Linked DNA regions of Homo sapiens: region 1 is linked to region 2. Evidence: read pairs that join two places in POLR2A ChIA-PET (ENCODE). Cell type or tissue: OCI-LY7. All regions are shown on one strand. Links, peaks and the distances in the headings refer to the core of each region. The heading gives the core; the rest is flanking DNA.

What was found. Peaks named below come from ENCODE experiments on the same cell type or tissue, not always from the same donor. Only the 100,000 strongest peaks of a DNase experiment are listed, where the experiment ranks them.
Region 1: POLR2A ChIA-PET joins it to region 2 with 7 read pairs; 6 of 35 experiments call an interaction of 5 or more read pairs at or near these places.

The regions. Positions count from the first base shown.
Region 1 is chr2:113,773,454-113,776,263 of GRCh38, reverse strand. No RefSeq gene overlaps it. Among named protein-coding and RNA genes, the nearest start is that of SLC35F5, 18 kb to the right of the region's middle. In OCI-LY7, for the core only: no CTCF peak of the experiment used is centred there; no DNase peak of the experiment used is centred there.
Region 2 is chr2:113,862,035-113,864,844 of GRCh38, reverse strand. The region is part of intron 1 of ACTR3-AS1 (ACTR3 antisense RNA 1); the gene reads left to right. Among named protein-coding and RNA genes, the nearest start is that of ACTR3, 27 kb to the left of the region's middle. RefSeq lists a silencer at 2,797-2,810. In OCI-LY7, for the core only: no CTCF peak of the experiment used is centred there; DNase peaks (open chromatin) are centred at 1,504 and 2,544; H3K4me3 peaks cover 1,832 bases; H3K27ac peaks cover 2,408 bases.

The DNA of each region.
Region 1 (2,810 bases), core at 45-2,544, 89 kb after region 2:
ACAAACAAAAAAAAAAAACTGGTTGAGGATGTAGAAATGTAGGAACTGAACAATAAATGCAGAATAGTGTTATCAAATTCTATTCTGTGTGTTATCTATGATAGCCACTAGAGAATATCAGAGATAAAACTAGTGGTTCCAGATTAGGGGCAGGTGAGACATAGGGTAAGCGTAACAGGTGACAAAGCAGAACACAGTGCTGCTGCAAGCTGGGAAATGGGATGTGTCAAGAACCAACAAATGATAGGATGTACCCACCAAAAAAACCACCTTGCATGAGATAGGGGAGTATAAATCCTGTAGAAAATGTCCTTAATTTGCCCCCTAAAAGGTACATTTATATCTCTAGGCCTCATTTGTTTAAGCAGCAAGCTACTGCATATGCAATTGTTATTAGGCTCCTTTTTTTGTTTGTTTGTTTGTTTGTTTGTTTTTGAGACAGAGTCTCACTCTGTCGCCCAGGCTGGAGTGCAGTGGTACGATCTCTGTAAGCTCCGCCTCCCGGGTGCACACCATTCTTCTGCCTCAGCCTCCCGAGTAGCTGGGACTACAGGCGCCCGCCACCACGCCCAGCTAATTTTTTGTATTTTTAGTAGAGACAGGGTTTCACCATGTTAGCCAGGATGGTCTTGATCTCCTGACCTCGTGATCCGCCCACCTCGGCCTCCCAAAGTGCTGGGATTACAGGTGGGAGTCACCGTGCCCGGCCTATTAGGCTACATTTTAAAAGGTAAATCTTGCAAAATCTAAAATACCTAGAGTGGTGCTTCACCTTGCTAAGTCTCCTTTATTGTGCTTTCAAGGGATTTGAACTGCAGTTCAATTATAACATAAAAGAGGTACTTTCAAAATCATGAATATATAGATGGTAAGAAGACCAGGCAGCCAAATCTCTCAGAAAATACTCATCTTGGAATGACCTTAACTTTAGGTCTCCCCTGCAGGAGTTTGCCTCGTTAATGTCTCCTTGGAGCAGCTTTTATCACTGAGACAGTATGACTTTTGAGGTCATTAAGTATAAGAGAAGAATGTTAAATACAAAATAGAAAAATTTGAAAAATATAGAGTCCACGAAACCCAGCATTAACATCTTAGCAAATGTTAGATAATATTTTTTTCAATAGAACTTATTTTTAAAAGCAATTTTAGGTTTACAGAAAATTGAACAGAAAATACAGAGCTCCCATATACTTCCTGCCCCCACACATGCACAACTTTCCTCACTACCAACATCCCGCACCAGATCAAGAGAGTATTTTTGTTTGTTTGTTTGTTTGTTTGTTTTTGAGATGGCGTCTCGCTCCGTAGCCCAGGCTGGGATTACAAGCATGAGCCACCACACCTGGCCATGTTTGTTTATTTATTATCTACTTCCTCCCTCTAGAATATAAGCTCTAGAAAGTCAGAGTCTTATTTGTTTTGTTTTGTTTTTGAGACGGAGTCTCACTCTGTCACCCAGGCTGGAGTGCAGTTGTGCAATCTTGGCTCACTACAACCTCCACCTCCCAGGTTCAAGCAATTCTCTCACCTCAGCTTCCTGAGTAGCTGGGATTACAGGTGCATGCCACCATGACCGGCTAATTTGTATATTTTTGGTAGAGATGGGGTTTCACCATGTTGGCCAGGCTGGTCTCAAACTCCGAACCTCAGGTGATCCACCCACCTCAGCCTCCCAAAGTACTGGGATTACAGGCGCAAGCCACTGTGCCTGGCCTGTTTTGCTTTTTGTTAGATATTTAGTGCCTTGAAGTTAAGGCCATTCTAAGATAGACTAGTACCTTCAGTAGAACATGACACACAGCGGGCACTCAAATATTTGTAGAGCCAATGAATATATCCTCCATATTGTCTAGTACAATGCTTGCTGGTCATAGAAGAGAGCACCAATAAATATGTTTTGATCAGTTGCCATATGAGGGCCCATGATAGAAAACAATACCTTTCAGACTTATGATATGTTTTGAGTTCTACAATATGTTTTAAGTTCTATAAAATTTTGCTCTTCAGAGTTACTAGGAATTACAGTGATACAAGCTTATAGTATAAAATTTTTAAGGTAGTAAATAATTTATCTACACGTTTGCACAAACCTGTATTGCAACACTTTCTTAAAAGTGTCCTGTGCATAAGAAGGCACTTTAATTTTTTTTTTTTGAGGCAGAGCAGAGTCTCACTTTGCTGTTGGGGCTGGAATATGGTGGCAGGATCTTAGCTCATTGCAACCCCTGCCTCCGGGTTCAAGCAATTCTCCTGCCGCAGCCTCCCGAGCAGCTGAGATTACAGGCATGTGCCACCATGACCCCCGGCTCATTTTTTTTTTTTTTTTGTATTTTTAGTAGAGACGGGGTTTCGCCATATTGGCCAGGCTGGTCTTGAATTCCTGCCGTCAAGCGATCTGCCTGCCTCGGCCTCCCAAAGTGCTGGGATTACAGGAGTGAGCCACCATGCTCAGTCTAAATATTTCTTAAAAATATTACGTCCATGAATGAACTTTGCTATTACCATGTCTTTTTGTGAACTTCAGGAGCAAAACCAGGCCCTTGCAGATTTGCCTGAACAAAAGGTCCCAGAGTCATCTTAGGATTTCTCAGGGGATGTAATTTTGGCCACAGAAGCAAGCCCTCTTCAAGAGAATCACGTCCTAGGAAGCACTGTCTCATTTGATTGAGAGTAGGTAGAGAGGTGAGATGTTTGTTTCTTGTACCCACCTAACACTTTCAGAAATAAACTAGACAAATTAAAACGGTCAGAAGGCTGCATGGAAAACTGCTATTAAGAAATGGAGTCAGTTGGGCCGGGCGCAGTGGCTC
Region 2 (2,810 bases), core at 65-2,564:
GCTGCAGTGAACCATGATCACAGCACTGCACTCCAGCCTGGGTGACAGAGCAAGACCCTGCCTCTAAAAAAAAAAAAAAAAAAAAACTGTGATGAACATTGATTAATTGTAGGTACACATATATTTTTTATTATCATCTATGCTTTTTCTCATTTATAAATGTCTCCAGATCTTTTTAAATTCTGTGAGCAGAACTTCATAGCTATTAGGTTAGGCTAAAACATAATTAATGCATAAGAGACAGAACCCAGTTCCATTGAATCCAAAGGTAAATTCTAAATATCCCACATTTATCTTTTTTCTTTTAAAAATTTATTTGCTAATTTTTCTTAGCGTTCCCTTCCCCCATTTATGCTAAGAATACCCAATGTACTTATACCAGCATCATTTATAATAGTAAGCAATTAGGATGATAGGCACACTATCAAATGATATTTGGAATGGTAAGTCTAATGAATGAAATTGTGTCAATAAAAATGTTAAATTTTAAGTGTGACATACAAAATTGTATATTATATATATATATATATATATTTTTTTTTTTTTTTTTTTTTTTTTTGAGACAGAGTCTCGCTCTGTCACCCAGGCTGGAGTGCAGTGGCACGATCTCGGCTCACTGCAACTTCCACTTCCCGAGTTCAAGTGATTTTCCTGCCTCAGCCTCCCGAGTAGCTGGGATTACAGGTGTGCACCACCATGTCCAGCTAATTTTTGTATTTTTGGTAGAGATAGGGTCTCACCATGTTGCCCAGGCTGGTCTCAAACTCCTGAGCACAAGCTATCCACCCGCCTCAGCTTCCCAAAATGCTATAATTACAGGAGTGAGCCATCATGCCCAGCCTAATATACAATGTTTATGGATGCCAAAGTATGTGTCAAAAGTATAAAATCAAGTGGTAGAATGGTAAATGCTGAGTTAATAAGAGCGATTTTGATATAATGATGAATATTGAGGTAGAAGAGAAATACAATCAATAGTACATGGGGTCTCAGTGGACTGACAATGCTTTCTCTTTTTAAAGGGAAGCAAATATGTGATAATGTTAAGATTTGAAAAAGCTGAATGATGGATGGATGTGTGTTCCTATATTAGTTTCTTGCTTATGTGCGTGAACCACTTCACAGTTTTTTGAATGTCATTTGTTAAAACTTCATATTCCATTGTGCTGGTCCTTTGAACTTTTTCACTTAGTCTATTGAAATCTAGAAAACAACATGCAGACAGAATTTTGGAAGTAGAAGGGAAGAAGATCCACACAAAGTGGGGACTTGAGAGATACAAGTTACAGTTAGCAGAACAGGAAGCAAATATTCATATATTAAGAAAATTACAAAGAGGAATTCAAGTAAATAAGTTACCTAAAATTACAATAGAGGAACTAAAAATAATGAGACATCCATATTGGGAGGGAGGAGGGTGTAAGTGAACTAAGTTCTCATCTATCAGAATAGGAAGGAAGTCCACAGATAAAGCCTGTCTGTCTGATAAATAAAGAAGTGGTGATATAACTGTATTATTTAGAGATAGGGAAGTAACCACCCAGAAGAATTTTTGAAACTGTAGCCGTTAAGAAGTCAGACTTGTTCTAGGGCTTGAGTGGAAGGTAACGGGGTGGGTTGGGGGTGGGAAGGACTGGCAAAGCTTTCTTACCTCTTACAATAAGCTCTTCAGCATTGTTGACTTTTTTGTAAATATGTGCGTGTACTGCCTTGGTCAAAAAATTTTTTTGAGGATAACACAATAGTAAAACCATCAGACCCCAGAAAATGTTCCTTTCTTCAATAATCTGACCTAGTGCTGTTTCACTTTTTTTTTTTTCTTGGAGATGGAGTTTCGCTCTTGTTGCCCAGGCTGGAGTGCAATGGCACGATCTTGGCTCACTGCAACCTCCACCTCCTGGGTTCAAGGGATTCTCCTGCCACAGCCTCCCGAGTAGCTGGGATTACAGGCGCCCACCACCATGCCTGGCTAATTTTTTGTATTTTTAGTAGAGATGAGGTTTCACCATATTGGCCAGGCTGGTCTCGAACTCCTGACCTCAGGTGATCCACCTGCCTTGGCTCCCAAAGTGCTAGGATTACAGGCGTGAACCACCGCTCCTGGCCCTATTTACTTTTTCTTCTTTTTTTTTTTTTTTTTACTAAGAAAGTGAAAGCATCAAAGAATCCCTATTCACTTCTTGACCTGTGTTGTATACTTGCTTATAAATTGTGTACATTTTCATCTTTTAATTGGTATCCTGGAATGACCCTTTTTCTTTCTGTTTTTCTTCCTTTTATATTTTGCCCTCTGCAAACATTTTAGAGTTGATTTTCTGTACAAAAGGTTGAAGACTGTTCACTTATGGAAAGCTTGTTTCTGATAGACACTTAAATGAAACAAAGAAGGCTTCTATAATTCAAATGGGTTTAAAACATGCCTATGACAAACAGAGACAGAAAGTAGATTTTGGCTGAGGGAGTGGGGGTGAACAGTAACTGCTAATGGGTTGCCGTCATGTTTTCTGGGGTGGGGGATGAAAACGTTTTGGAATTAAAAGAGTGGTGATGCTTACACATCTTTGTGAATATACTAAAATCCACTAAAGTGTACACTCTAAAGGAGTGAATTTTATGGCATGTGAAATATCTTAGCAAAAAAATGCCTATGAAAAATATTGCAAGGGAATAAGCAAAAATGATAGTCACTGTGTTGTACTCAGGGGATGTTTTTTCTATTTTCTATTTCCCTAAAGTTTTGGTAATGCGATAAAAGTTTCATAATTTAAGAAATATTCTATTTATTTTATTTTTGAGACAGGGTCTCCCTC